Regions from separate parts of the Homo sapiens genome. Here region 1 is linked to region 2. A link is a contact called in ENCODE Hi-C or POLR2A ChIA-PET data. All regions are on one chromosome and are shown on one strand. The core of a region is the stretch at or near the end of the contact, and the rest is flanking DNA. Distances in the headings are between cores, read along the strand shown.

Region 1 (6,597 bases), core at 1,042-3,541, 110 kb after region 2:
AACAAAGGTCCCACATGTTCTTTTTGCACCGAGCCCCGTAGATTCTGTAGTTGGTCCTGGAGATCTGGCCCTGGAGATAAAAATCCTTGGGACTATAAAAAGGCAGGTGGGACTGGGCGCGGTGGCTGACACCTGTAATCCCAGCACTTTGGGAGGCAAAGGCGGGCAGATCGCTTGAGGTCAGAAACTCGAGACTAGCCTAGGCAACATGATGAAACTCTGTCTCTACTAAAAATATAAAAATTAGCCGGGCGTGGTGGCTCATGCCTGTAGTCCCAGCTACTCAGGAGGCTGAGGCAGGAGAATCGCCAGAACTTGGGAAGCAGAGATTGCAGTGAGCTGAGATCAAGCCACTGTACTCCAGCCTGGGTGACAGAGTGAGACTCCGTCTCAAAAAAAAAAAAAAAAAAGGCAGATGGAGGGGTTACAGCCATGTGCACCGTGCTTGGTTAGCATGGCAGGTGGTGTAGAAAAGTGAGTAGGAGTGAATGCTTTTGAACACAGATTCATCGCTGTGTCCCTTGCAGTGTGACCTTGGACATGTCATTTAACTGTCTGTTGTTGTTGCTGCTGTTTTTGTCTTGCCTTCAGAGCTTCCTGGCCCTCTTCGTACTGGGCTTCAGGAGGAGTATAAGAGGGCTTTGCGATATGGGGGATGGGCATGGAGGTTGGACATGCCTTTTTCTAGAACGCTGATGGTGTACCTGTTTGGCACAGTCCCAAAACAGTAGGAGCCCCTAATGCTGTCTCCTTGTACCAATCCCTGGCTAGGGAATTTTTTTTTTTTTTTCAGATGAGGTCCAGTGGATGACAGAGCAAGACTTCATCTCAAAAAAAAAAAAAAAGAAAAAGTGAAAAAGTGCAGTGGTGTGATCTCACAGCTCACTGCAACCTTGAGCTTCTGGGCTCAAGGGATCCTCCTGTCTCAGCCTTCTGAGGAGCTGAAACTACAGACATGCAGCGCTATCCCTGGCTAACCGGGGATGTTTCTGCCTGCACATTTCCCTGTGGAAACTGATGAACATCTTTGGAGTCTCAGCTTAACTTGAGGGCTGCCTCCTTGCTGCTTATGAGAATGATTCATTGCACCAAAGTCCCATTTGGTTAAAAGATGAGGCCGGGCACAGTGGCTAACACCTGTATTCCCAGTGCTTTGGGAGGCCAAGGCAGGAGGATTGCTGGAGGCCAGGAGTTTGATACCGGTCTGGGTAATATAACAAGATCCCGTCTCTATAAAATTAAAAAAATGAGCTGGGTGTGGTGACGCCCACCTGTAGTCCCAGCTACTGGGGAGGCTGAGGTGGGAGGATCACTTGAACCCAGGAGTTTGAGGCTGCAGTGAGCTGTGATGGAGCCACTGCACTCTAGCCTGGGTGCCAGATTGGGATGCTGTCTTTAAAAAAAAAAAAATCTGGGCCGGGCGAAGTGGCTCATGCCTGTAATCCCAGCACTTTGGGAGGCCAAGGCGGGTAGATCACCTGAGGCCAGGAGTTCGAGACCAGCCTGGCCAACATGGTGAAACCCCCTCTCTACTAAAAATACAAAAATTACCCAGATGTGGTGACACGCACCTGTAATCCCAGCTACTCGGGAGGCTGGGGCAGGAGAATTGCTTGAACCTGGGAGGTGGTGGTTGCAGTGAGCCGAGATAACGCCACTGCACTCCAGCCTAGGCAACAGAATGAGATTCTGTCTCAAAAAAAAAAAAAAAATCAAGTGGCTCTTTGGGTAAAAAAGAAAAGAAAAGGAAAAAGATGCATGATCGTTATGGTTTGTATATTTATTACTAAGAAAGAAGCAGTGCTGGAAATTCCACTCTGCCCACCATTGATCATGAGACATAGTTCAATGTCAAAGGCACTATGGAAGCATCAGCACTGAGAGCTGATGAAATGGTCAAGCTTTTCTGTTTAATGCCCATGCCCGTCCTCTGACGCGGATGCTGTCAACATCCTCCACACGCACATCGGGAGACGGCGGTCCCTCCAGAAGCACAAGCTCCTTCCAGAGGCTGGCTCCTGACCCCTTTTCCTTTCCTGCTCCTCTAACTCATTGTTCCTCCCCCTTTCTTCCTCCAGTCACATTGAGTACTGCTGGCCTCTCACCACTTGTCTTAAGAATCTATGTGTCTTTCTCTCGGTGCTAAAGAATTCAGGGAGGCAGGGACTGTTCCGAGTTGTCTTTGTCTCCCTGTCACCCCAGCCTTCCACAGGGTCAGCTTTGCCTACCTGAACTGAGCTGTTCTGCCCAGCCTCCCCATGGCGAGCAGGCACAAATGAACTGCAAGCGTGCGGTTGCCAAGGAGACCTTGGTACGTCCAGTGCTGGCCAAACTAAACACCCTCCTTTGCAAGGAAAGCTTTGTGAACAAGTGTGGACACGTCCTTGCTTTCAAAGCAACAGTTTGAAAATGGCCAAGTTCCTTTTTTAAAAAAGCTTTTCTGTCAGGGCGAGGTGGCTCATGCCTGTAATCCCAGCACTCTGGGAGGCCGAGACAGGCAGATCACGAGGTCAGGAGATTGAGACCATCCTGGCTAACACGGTGAAACCCCATCTCTACTAAAAAATGCAAAAAATTAGCCGGGCATGTAGTCCCAGCTACTCCGGAGGCTGAGGCAGGAGAATGGCGTGAACCCGGGAGGCGGAGCTTGCAGTGAGCCAAGATTGCGCCACTGCACTCCAGCCTGGGTGATAGAGCAAGACTCCATCTCAAAAAAAAAAAAAAGATTTTCTTTCTTTTTTTTTTTCTTTTTTCTTTTTCTGTTTTTCTTGCAACAGGGTGTCGCTCTGTCACCCAGGCTGGAGTGCAGGCATGCAATCACAGCTCACTGCAGCTTTCTGGGCTCAGGTGATCCTCCTGTCTCAGCCTCTCAAGTATCTGAGACTACAGGCACACACCACTACACCTGGCTATTTATTTATTTATTTATTTATTTATTTATTGTAGACACAATGTCTCCCTATATTGTTCAGGCTGGTCTCAAACTCCCGGCCTCAAGAGATCCTCCTCCCTCAGCCTCCCATAGTGCTGGGATTATAGGGGTAAGCCACTTTGCCCTGCCTCTGTTCTAATTTTTTTATTTTAATTAACTTGCTTTTTTATTTCTTAATTTTTATTTTTTTAGAGATGAGGTCTTGCTACATTGCCCAACCTGGTCTTGAACTCCTGGGTTCAAGCAATCCTCATGCTTCAGCCTCCAGAGTAGCTGGGATTATAGGCACATGCCACCGTGCCCGACTAAATGTTTATAAATAAACTTCTGAATTTGGAATTTAGGCTTACAGGAAACGCATGGACAGTACGGAGTTCCCATACACCCCACACTCTGTGTCTCCTAACGTTTTACCTAACCACAGCACAACCAACTATGTTGTTACAACTATGAAATGAACTTTGAGGACAGGTGCAGTAGCTCGTGCCTGTAATCCTAACATTTTGGGAGGCTGAGGCAGACAGTTCACTTGAGATCAGGAGTTTGAGACCAGCCTGGCCAACATAGCAAAACTTTATCTCTAATAAAGATACAAAAAAATTAGCCAGGCGTGGTGGTGCACGCCTGTAATCCCAGCTACTCGGGAGGCTGAGGCAGGAGAATTGCTTGAACTCGGGAGGCGGAGGTTGTGGTGAGCTGAGAGTGCACCACTAAGCTCCAGCCTGGGTGACAGAGCAAGACTCTGTCCCCCTGACCAAAAAAAAAAAGAAAGAAAGAAAGAAAGAAATCAGTCTGGGGGCAGTGGCTCATGCCTGTAATCCCAGCATTTTGGGAAGCCGAGGTGGGTGGATCACCTGAGGTCAAGAGTTCGAGACCAGCCTGGCCAATATGGTGAAACCTTATCTCTACTAAAAATACAAAAAATTAGCCAGGCATGGTGGTGTGCGCCTGTAGTTCCAGCTACTCAGGAGACTGAGGCATAAGAATCGCTTGAACCCATTAGGCAAAATTTACAATGAGCCAAGATCATGCCACTGGAAGGAAGGAAGGAAGGAAGGAAGGAAGGAAGGAAAGAAGGAAGGAAGGAAGGAAGGAAGGAAGGAAGGAAGGAGGAAGGAAGGAAGGAAGGAAGGAAGGAAGGATTTTCCAGTGAGACAAGATTGCGCCACTGCACTCTAGCCTGGGTGACATAGCAGGACTCCAACTCAAAAAAAAAAAAAAAGATAAATCAACATTGGTACATGACTGTTAACCTCCTGACTTTATTCAAATGTTGCCAGCTCTTCTATCTAAGTCTTTTCTGGTGAAGAACCCCATCCAGGGTACCCCATTGCATTTCGTTGTCTTATTGCCCTAGTCTCCTCTGGTCTGTGTCAATTTCTCAGTCACCTTATTTCTCATGACCTTGGCAGTCTTTTTCTTTCCTTCTTTCCTTCTTTCCTTCCTTCCTTCTTTCCTTCCTTCCTTCCTACCTTCCTCTCTCTCTTTCTTTTGACAGAGCCTGGCTCTGCTGTCCAGGCTGGCATGCAGTAGTACAATAAGAGCTCACTGCAACCTCTGCCTTGTGGGCTCAATTGATCCTCCTACCTCAGCCTCCCGAGTAGCTGGGACTACAGGTGCCCACCACCATGCTTGGCTTTGACTGGCAGGGCATCTTGAAGAACGCCCTTCCCTCTAGTCTGGGTCTGTCTGTTATTTTTCTCATGATTATACTGAGGTTATGAATTTGGTTCAAGTTCTTTTAATCCAGACATCCCCCTACAGGAAGAGGCTGTCAAAAATTTTTGAAAGAAACTTTCTGCTTTGTCAAAAGGGATTGAAAAAACAAATCACCTGTCATGCCACCTCTCTGACAAACTTGTGTTTCTATTTCCCAGGTCGTTGATCTGAGGTGGGGTATTCGGAACATTGAAGCCACTGACCACTTGACCACAGAACTCTGCTTGGAGGAGGTTGACCGGTGTTGGAAAACATCCATAGGGCCAGCTTTTGTTGTGAGTGTCTTGGGAGGAATGGGTTAGCTCTTACTCCTCCAGGATATGCCCCCTGCTTTCTAGACAAACTGATCAGCAGAGGGAAGTAGGTACCGTTTCTGCTTTCGTACCTTATCCCTATGGCCTGCCTGTGGCAGACATTACTAATCAATCACAGAACTCTTTCTGCAGAGCTGAATGGGATCCAGACATTAGCAGTCAAATGGAAGCAGCAGGTGGCTTGGAGAGTAGAATGTTGAAGCCAGAAGGAATCTTGGAATTTGATCTGGACTTTCTCCCACCTTCCCCACCCCCTCCACTTTATGTCTATAGAACTTTGGGATCCTGGAAAGCCATGGAAAAGGTGGAAACCCACAGGGTCTTGGGATATTTTTTTTCCTCCATGTGCCCACTGGTTTCAGGTCGTGGGGACTTCTCCCCTCTCTCTTCCAATTGCACCCCTTCTATCAAAAAATCAATCTCCAGTCCACAATTAATGGTTTTGGCTATTAAAATTGAATGATATTCCTGAGTCTTTTTTCTTTTTCTTTTTTGAGACAGAGTCTCAAAAAAGCCCAGGCTAGAGTGCAGTGGCAAGATCATGGCTCACTACAGCCTTGAACTCCTGGGCTTCTGATCTCCCTGCCTTGTTCTCCCAAGTAGCTGGGACTACAGGTGTGTGCCGCCACAGTTGGCTAGTATTTTTTTGGAAATATGGGGTCTCACTATGTTGCCCAGGCTGGTCTTGAACTCCTAGGCACAAGTGATCCTCCCACCTTGGCCTCCCAAAGTTCTGGGATTACAGGCATAAGCCAATGCACCTGGTCTAGTTTTAAGTTTTTTTTTTTTTTTGAGATGGGTCTTGCTATGTTGCCCAGGCTGGCCTGAGTCCTAATTTATTACATCGAGTTCCAGATACATCCAAGAACGATCACATTTTCCTTAGAAATTCTAGAGCAGGGGGCCGGGCGTGGTGGCTCACACCTGTAATCCCAGCACTTTGGGAGGCCAAGGTGGGTGGATCATGAAGTCAGGAGATTGAGACCAGCCTGGGCAACATAGTGAAGTCCCATATCTACTAAAAAATTAGCTGGGCATGGTGGCACGTGCCTGTAATCCCAGCTACTTGGGAGGCTGAGGCAGGAGAATTGCTTGAACCTGGGAGGCAGAGGTTGCAGTGAGCCGAGATCATGCCACTGTACTCCAGCCTGGGCGACAGAGCAAGACTCTATCTCGAAAAGAAAAGAAAAGAAAAGAAAAGAAAAGAAAAGAAAAGAAAAGAAATTCTAGAGCAGAGGCCAACAAGCTATAGCCTGAAAGGCAAGTGTGGCCTGCTGCCTGTCTTTGTAAGTAAAGCTTTATTGGCACACAGCCATGTCCACTTGTTTACACATTGTTTAGCCCTGCTTTCAAGCTATAATGGCAGAGTTTAGTCGTTCTGACAGAGACCATCTGGCCTGTAAAGCCAAAAGTATTGACTGTCTGACTTTTTCCAGGAGAAATGTGCTGATCCCTGTCCTGGACAGTAAAGAGGGAAAAAGTAAAGAAAAGTACCATGGCCAGGTATGGTGGCTCACTCCTGTAATCTCTGCATTTTGGGAGGCTGAGGCAGGTGGACAATTTGAGGTCAGGAGTTTGAGAGCAGCCTGGGCAACATGGTGAAACCCCATCTCTACTAAAAATACACAAATT
Region 2 (7,208 bases), core at 1,421-3,920:
CTGTCCCCGTTTTTTTTTTTTTCATGAGCATCTTAAATATGTGTCAACTAAATATCCAGTAGTGGAGTTCATCATTGGGCAGGGCAGAGAGGAGAGAGCGGCACGCCGGCAGCACCTGTGCTGGAGCCACCTGCTCTCACCTGAGCCCACATTGATCCAAGAGAAACTGCAGACGCACTGACATGCCCGGCTCTCACCATCACCTCCGCCAGCAATCCTGTCCACCGCGGCTCTGTGTTTCTGCATGGTGTTTGCTCAAAGCAAACGGTCCTGTCAAATGGCCCATAACAGCGCTCAGAGGGTCAATCACAAAGGAGGCACTTTCCTCATTGTTCATAGTCAAGAAGATAACTTCCCAAATCCATCCACCCCATGTTAGTAGGACTCTGCCCAAGATCATCACTAAAGTCCCTGAAAATAAGCGGTATGAAATGCAAATTCCATGCCAGCTAACATAACCAGGGACCTATATAGCATTTCTGCATGTGCTAAGACACACAAAACTAAGATTTGTTCCATCCTCCTTTCTTCTGCCTCAAGGAACCCTTTAGATTAGAACCCTATACAATACTGGAAACTGTGAGGTCACTGGAGTGACCTAATCTACAACACTGTGATCGCCTGTCAAAGTGCCGCCTGATCCCAAAGCTCTCTGAGGTGGCATTAAGGATCAGTGCTAATATCTCAGCAACCTCTCAGACTCTCCAGAAGGAAAGCGAGTGCGTGAAATTAAAAAAATTACCTTCCGGCTCCACAAAAGATGCACAAGTCACCAAGGCTATTTTTTTCATGTCACTAGTTTTATCCTCTAATATTTCAGTCTTAAAATTGCAGTGACACCAGTTACTGCAAAAAGGACATTCTAGAAGGTTTTATATAGCTTGTGCCCACTCCACCCCCAAAGTCATAACAAAAATGTACAATATAACATTTGTTAAAGACAATTACCATCAAGTCAATGTTAATGGGACCTGAATACCAGGGATAAGAGAAGTACTTATATCACAGCAACCAGAGCCTTCGAAAAAACTCATAACCCTTCAGTCTTAACCAAAAATTGTATAAGCCAATGTGAATTATTCCCAAAACATCATCAGAGTGAAGCATATTGCTAAGAGTAATCAGCCAAGCTCATGTAAAAATGAAAGCAAAAACCCCTACGGTGAGAGAAACCTGAGTTACCTGGCCAAGCCAAAGATGATATTTTTCTTCCATTCACAGCACATTAAAAAGTGATCTCAATGGCCACTTCCTGGGAAGCAGGGCCTCCCCTCATACCTGGATGCTACTGCATCTTCCTACCGCCCTGCTCCTGCCGCGGGAAGAATGACCCCTACTGCCAAGAAACTCTTGGAGAAAATATGAGAATAGATCAGTCTTCCCCCCCACCCCCCCACCCCCGCAACAACACACACACACACACGGAAGGGGAGGGGGCGGTCCCTCCGCAAACAGTAGCCTCAGCAAAGGGGCACCCGAGGAAGCGACACTCTGGAGTTAACCCCGACAGTCTGGGTCAAAAACCACCAGGCTGAGACCCCCAGGTGAGGGAAAGAGCCTACTGAAACAGAGCTCTTGGGTAAACGGGAGAGAAAAGTCCTCTTTAATTCACTACCTAAAAAATGGAGCTCTGGCTTGGTCAGAGACGCAATGGGTACTGAGGCCCAGAAAGGCAACAGGAAGGATCCCACCCTCCCCGAGATCATCTATCGTCGGCAGCGACCCCAAGAGGGTTTTGGCAAAGGCGTGTCTAGTCACAGAAGGGAGACAGACTCTCCACGTACCCTAGGTACCCGGCCAGGGGCAAAACAGACTGGGGGTTCTCTCCGAAGCCAGGAAGGTGCTGCCAGCCGAGAGGAGGGGGAAGAAGGACTTCCCTGATCACCCAGGAGGCCAAGACATGGGAGACATAGGTTCCCCGAGTCATACCCCGGACACCAGTTGCTTCACAGCCCTTCTCCCTCCCCTTCCCGCTCCGGGAGGGCTTCCCGGGGGTCTCGGGTCCCGGAGGGAGGGCGAGGCAGAGAAGCTTCGTCCAGAGCAGTGAGGGTCGTAGAGCTGGAGCAGAAAGGGAGGAAAAACTCTAGCCTCAGCTCCCCCGTCTGCTTCCTCCGCCCAGGCCGCACGGAAGCCTCGGCCTCACGTACCGAGCGCTGCCGGGCTGCCCGACCTGCCCCCGGCCCGGGCCCGAGAAGCGAGAGGCAGGGATGGCAGCGGCCCTCGAGGGGAGGTGGGCGCCAGACGGGTCCCCCGAAGCCCGGTGGGCGAGGGGTACAGGAGAGGGGGAGGGTCCCGGGCCCATGCGGCCTCCGTCCCAGCTCGCGCGGCGGGTACTTACGTTGCTCTGGGGGTCGATGGCCTGCAGCAGCCGGTCCCTGATCTGCTGCGGAGACGCCGGAGCCGCTGTCATTGCCTGGGCGAGGCGGGGGGTTGCGGCCGGGCCAGCGGGCGGGCGGGCTGAGGCGGGGGACGGGGGTCACTCACTCGCCGGCCTCCGGGAGCCGGAGCCGCATGTTCCCCGCGGCGCCGGGGGGTTGGGGGCGCGCGGGGTGGCGGAGAGGGGAGCCGGGGCCGGGTCTCGGTCCCGGGCCGCCGCCGCCACCAAAGGAGGAGGAGGAGCCGCCGGAGCCGCCGCCGCTCGCTGCCGCCGCCTCGAGAACCAAACTCCAGTGAGCTGCCCCCGCGCGGAGTACTCTGGGTAGTCCGCGCCGCACGCAGCGTCGGCGCCACGCTGAGGAGGTTGGGAGATGGGGCGGGCGGAGACGCCAGGCCTGGGCGGGGCTGCCCGTGTGCCACGCCCCGCGCCTCCGCGCAAGCGCGCGCAGGCGCACTCGTCCGCCCGTGACGCCCCGCCCAGCCGCCCGGCCTAGGCAGCCGTTGGGAGGAGGTTGGGCGGGGCAACGGCCCCCGTCCAGGTCACGGGGCGGGGCTTTCTGACGGAAGCGCGCGCGCAAAGAGTCCTTGAACCCGGACGCTCGCAGCGGCTACCTCGGGGCGGGGAGGGCGGCGGGAAAATCCTTCCTCTGGGAGAGCCTTCCCGGCGCGTGACTGGGGGACGGGAGTCGCAGGCTGAGCAGCTGCCGAGTTTTTTGTGAGGGCGAGGGAACCAGACGTCCACGTTGTGATTCTGCGCGCAGAAGGGTCATCGGAGTCCGGGGGTGTCGCCGCGGCCCCCCCGCCCCTCAGAGGGTGTGGGAATGGGTGTGGTGGCAGGGCGGGGGTCTGCACCGCCACGCGCGACCCCGATCGCGAAAACGTGAGGCGGCAAAGCGCCTCTGGCAGAAGCCGCCCGCCGTAGCTGGGAAAGCCGGAGGTTGCAAATCTGCGTCTACGCGGCGGCTTCTCCACCTCGGCACCACTGGCATTTGGGCGGGATCGCTCTGTCTTCGGGGCGGGTCCCCCGATCTGTCGGAAGTTGAGCGGCATCTCTGGCCTCCGAAGCGCCCCCTCCCCCAATCTGCAGTCATTGCCGCCGTCCCTTGTGGGGGCACAGTCCCCCCGCCCCCCCACCGGCAGAGAACCCCGTGATTGAAAGACCCTTCTACCCGCCTCTGCCTTGAGATTCTGTAAAACTGAGATGCTCATTCTCTTAACCAAACACGTCACAGAGGAGGAAACGGAGGCCCAAGGTCACCTAGACTTCGGGGTTAAGCCCAGAACCGCAGATGTCAAGTTTAAGGGCGCCCCTCCTCCCTCCACCCTGTTTATTGCCTTGGTAATTGCTCCCCTCTCTCTGGGAGCTCTGTTGGAAATGCTCTTGTGAGACGGGATGGAAAGGCAAGCTCGGCGGCCTCGGGAGAAATCTTTTTTTTCCCACTGTTACAGGAAGACCTAGATTTAAAACAGGAGGAAGACAGCTGATGAGAACCACATGTGTGCCTTGGAGCTGCCCGACACCTGTTAGTCTTGTATTTGTTGTGCTTCTGGGAAATATTTTCATTTGCAAAAACGGCTGCTTCTGCACGTGGCTATGGTTGCGTGCTTCTGCACATGTGAAAAGTTTTACATCACACTTGGAGGAGAAAAGAAACACGGGCAAAACACTTGTCATTTACTGCTCCCAACCTCGCCCCTCCCAGAATGCGGTGCATTGTGTACATGGTGTACATGGTCCAAGTTGGAAACTGGCCCATTCGGAGATAATTCTCTCATTTCTGATAAGCAAAATAAGCAAAGCCTTCCTCAGGCATATTCTGGTCTTGCCTCTCTCTTAATTTCTAACTCGGATGTACAGTATCTTTTTTTTTTTTTAATAAAGTATTACATAGGAGGCAATTTATTTTGCATGGGTCAGGTTATTTTAAGAAACATTTGGGCCGGACGTGGTGGCTCAAGCCTGTAATCCCAGCACTTCAGCAGGCGGAGGTGGGCGATCACTTGAGCTCAGGAGTTCGAGACTAGCCTGGCCAACATGGTGAAACCCCATCTCTACTAAAAATACAAAAATTAGCCGGGCATGCTGGCGCGCACTTGTAATCCTGGCTACTAGAGGGGGCTGAGGCAGAAGAATTGCTTGAACCCGGGAGGCGGAGGTTGCAGTGAGCCAAGATCACACCACTGCACTCCAGCCTGGGCAACAGACTCTGTCTCAAACAAAATGTGGGGCCAGCCACGGTGGCTCATGCCTGGTAGCTCATGCCTGTAATCCCAGCACTTTGGGAAGCCGAGGTGGGCAGATCACTTGCGGTCAGGAGTTCGAGACCTGCGTGGCCAAAATAGTGAAACCCCTTCTCTACTGAAAAAACAAAAATTAGCCGGGCATGGTGGCACACACCTGTAATCCCAGCTACTCAGAAGGCTGAGGCACGAGAATTGTTTGAACCCAGAAGGCAGAGGCTGCAGTGAGCTGAGATCACGCCACTGTACTCCAACCTGGGTGACAGAGCAAGACTGTCTTGAAAAATAAACAAACATCTGGAAAGTACTCAACTTACCCACTTTTTAAAAACTAAGAAGCACTGACATGACTTGGTTCCTCAAGGGCACTGGCTCTTTTTGGTATCCCCAGTAGATAGAAAAATAGTATCTGTGGAGTAAGTCAATGAAAAGTTTCATCAAATACACGGTAGCGTTACACACACCCCCAGACATATGAATGCATTTCAGTTTCTACAGATCTGGTACACCATGGGTCTGGAGAGCTATTTCTGGAATGAATGAAATACTTCATAAAATATAATACTATATACACCAGGATACACAACACACACACGGATATTTAGTTTTATTCCACATTTAATGTACGTAAAAGGGTGTTTTTGTAAATGCAAAGATTAAATCAGACAGCCTCTGAATTGTAGTCTTGAAAACATTAGCAAGTTCTTTTAGGTCCAGGGTAGATACTGCAGTTCACTTAGCCAACTTTCTGCATTGAGACATCCTTGCCAGGGATCCTGTCAGTTATGCGAAGATGCGGCACGAGATAATTCCTCTTGCTGTGATGGTTCGTCCTCAATGACAGGTCCCTTATAGTATTTAGGTACAACAAGGTCTTTTGTGCTTGGAATGCCCTTGAAAAAGCTGCCTCACCTGTTTGTGAAGGGAACCCCAAAGAGAAAGGGAGAGGAAGGGCTGGGTGCAGTGGCTCACATCTATAATCCCAGCACTTTGGGAGGCCGAGGTGGGTGGATCATTTGAGGTAAGGAGTTAAGAGACCAGCCTGGCCAACATGGTGAAACCCCACCTCTACTAAGAATACAAAAATTAGCCGGGCATGGTGGTGGGCACCTGTATTCCCAGCTACTTGGGAGGTAGAGGCAGGAGAATTGCATGAACCTGGGAGGCAGAGGTTGCAGTGAGCCAAGATCACACCACCACACTCCAGCCTGGGTGACAGAGCGAGACTCCATCACAAATATAAAATAAAATAAAATAAATAGAAAAAAGGGAGAGGAAGTAGTTCAGAGTCCATGACTTGCTCTTGCCATGGGAAAAGGCAAGGAAGTTAGTGTCAGGAGGTCAAGTGCAGAGCATCTTCAGCCAACCTGGACAGTGAGGGAGTAGAAGGATGCTTCTCCCTGGACTCACTGCTGTGGCCTAAGCAGGAACCGGGATATTCAAGAGCACTGCAGAGGAAGCCGTGACGAGGCAGGTTCACACAGCTGTACAGGAATAGTCTTCCACAGCGACACCTTGTAATAGCCAGGAGCAACAGCAGGAATGCGCTCATCAGACATGTCAGAAGCAAGCCCCTGAGAGACAGGCCATTTAAAGCACAGGGTTACTAAACTTACCCTAATAAGGGATGTGAGGGCTCCAGGGATTAACAGAAAAAGCCAGTGTGACAAAAACAACCACCCTCCTTTGACCCCTATGTTTGCTTTAACAGGCGGGTGGAATTTTTTTTTTTTTTTTTTCGAGAGAGTCTCACTCTGTTGCCAGTCTGGAGTGCAGTGGCGTGATCTTGGCTCACTGCAATCTCCGCCTTTCAGGTTCAAGCGATTCTCCTGCCTCAGCCTCCCGAGTAGCTGGGACTACAGGCGGGTGCCACCACACCCAGCTAATTTTTGTATTTTTAGTAGAGACAGGGTTTCACCATGTTGGCCAGGATGGTCTCAAACTCCTGACTTCATGATCCGCCTGCCTTGGCCTCCCAAAGTGCTGGGATTACAGGCATGAGCCACCACACCCGGCCGCTGGCAGAAATTTTTAAAACCCTTTCTCATATATGAACTCATTCAACCCTATCAGTTATCTCAGAAGTACCTAGAGATGAGTTTCATAGTTCTGCTTGGCTTTGCACTAAGTCTTGTTTACTCTAAAAGTGAAACCAATTTAAATTGGTTTTGACTAACCTTGACATGTCAAAGATAGGTAGAAGACCTCAATTTTTTAATCCCATCTTCAAGTAGGGATGGGGATACAGAAAGGTTCCAGTTCTGAACGCAAGCCCCGGAACCTGGTTGGGGGGTGGGAATTCATGAATACAATACTTTAATTGCACTGTACAAACACAACACGGCTGGGACACCAACGAATGAAAAAAGTCATTAACTGTGAACATTTTTTTTTTTTTTTTTTTTGAGGCAGAGTCTCGCTTTGTTGCCCAGGCTGGAGTGAAATGGTGCCATCTGGGCTCACCTCTACCTCTTGGGTTCAAGTGATTCTCGTGCCTCAGCCTCCTGAGTAGCTGGAATTACAGTTGCATGCCACCATGCCCAGCTAATTTTTGTATTTTTAGTAGAGATGCGGTTTCGTCATGTTGGTCA

The links. A loop is a pair of places that touch in the nucleus more often than their neighbours do. ChIA-PET counts read pairs that join two places held with the same protein, here RNA polymerase II (POLR2A). Pooled maps may share reads with other maps.
Region 1: a pooled map shows a loop between it and region 2 (3-fold over the local background). The contact joins the enhancer-like site here to the promoter of MED26 in region 2. A Hi-C loop is called at or near these places in 2 of 50 pooled maps. POLR2A ChIA-PET finds 5 or more read pairs at or near these places in 6 of 52 experiments (AG04450, GM12878, HEK293 and 3 more).

Annotation. Positions count from the first base shown.
Region 1 is chr19:16,731,825-16,738,421 of GRCh38, forward strand. NWD1 (NACHT and WD repeat domain containing 1) reads left to right here. Exons shown (of 19, transcript NM_001007525.5): 4 at 4,810-4,926. Among named protein-coding and RNA genes, the nearest start is that of NWD1, 15 kb to the left of the region's middle. Within about 2 kb of position 2,292, at least 19 of the 41 ENCODE cell types and tissues checked have a DNase peak (open chromatin) inside an H3K27ac peak, as active enhancers do.
Region 2 is chr19:16,625,534-16,632,741 of GRCh38, forward strand. MED26 (mediator complex subunit 26) reads right to left here and starts at 2,671. Exons shown (of 3, transcript NM_004831.5): 1 at 2,339-2,671. The coding sequence starts at 2,410. It overlaps LOC105372296 (a long non-coding RNA gene), which reads left to right and starts at 2,899. Exons shown (of 2, transcript XR_936361.3): 1 at 2,899-3,715; 2 at 3,826-4,275. It also overlaps a transcript of SMIM7 not described here. RefSeq lists silencers at 2,535-2,594, 2,695-2,954, 3,205-3,284 and enhancers at 2,799-3,730, 3,835-3,884.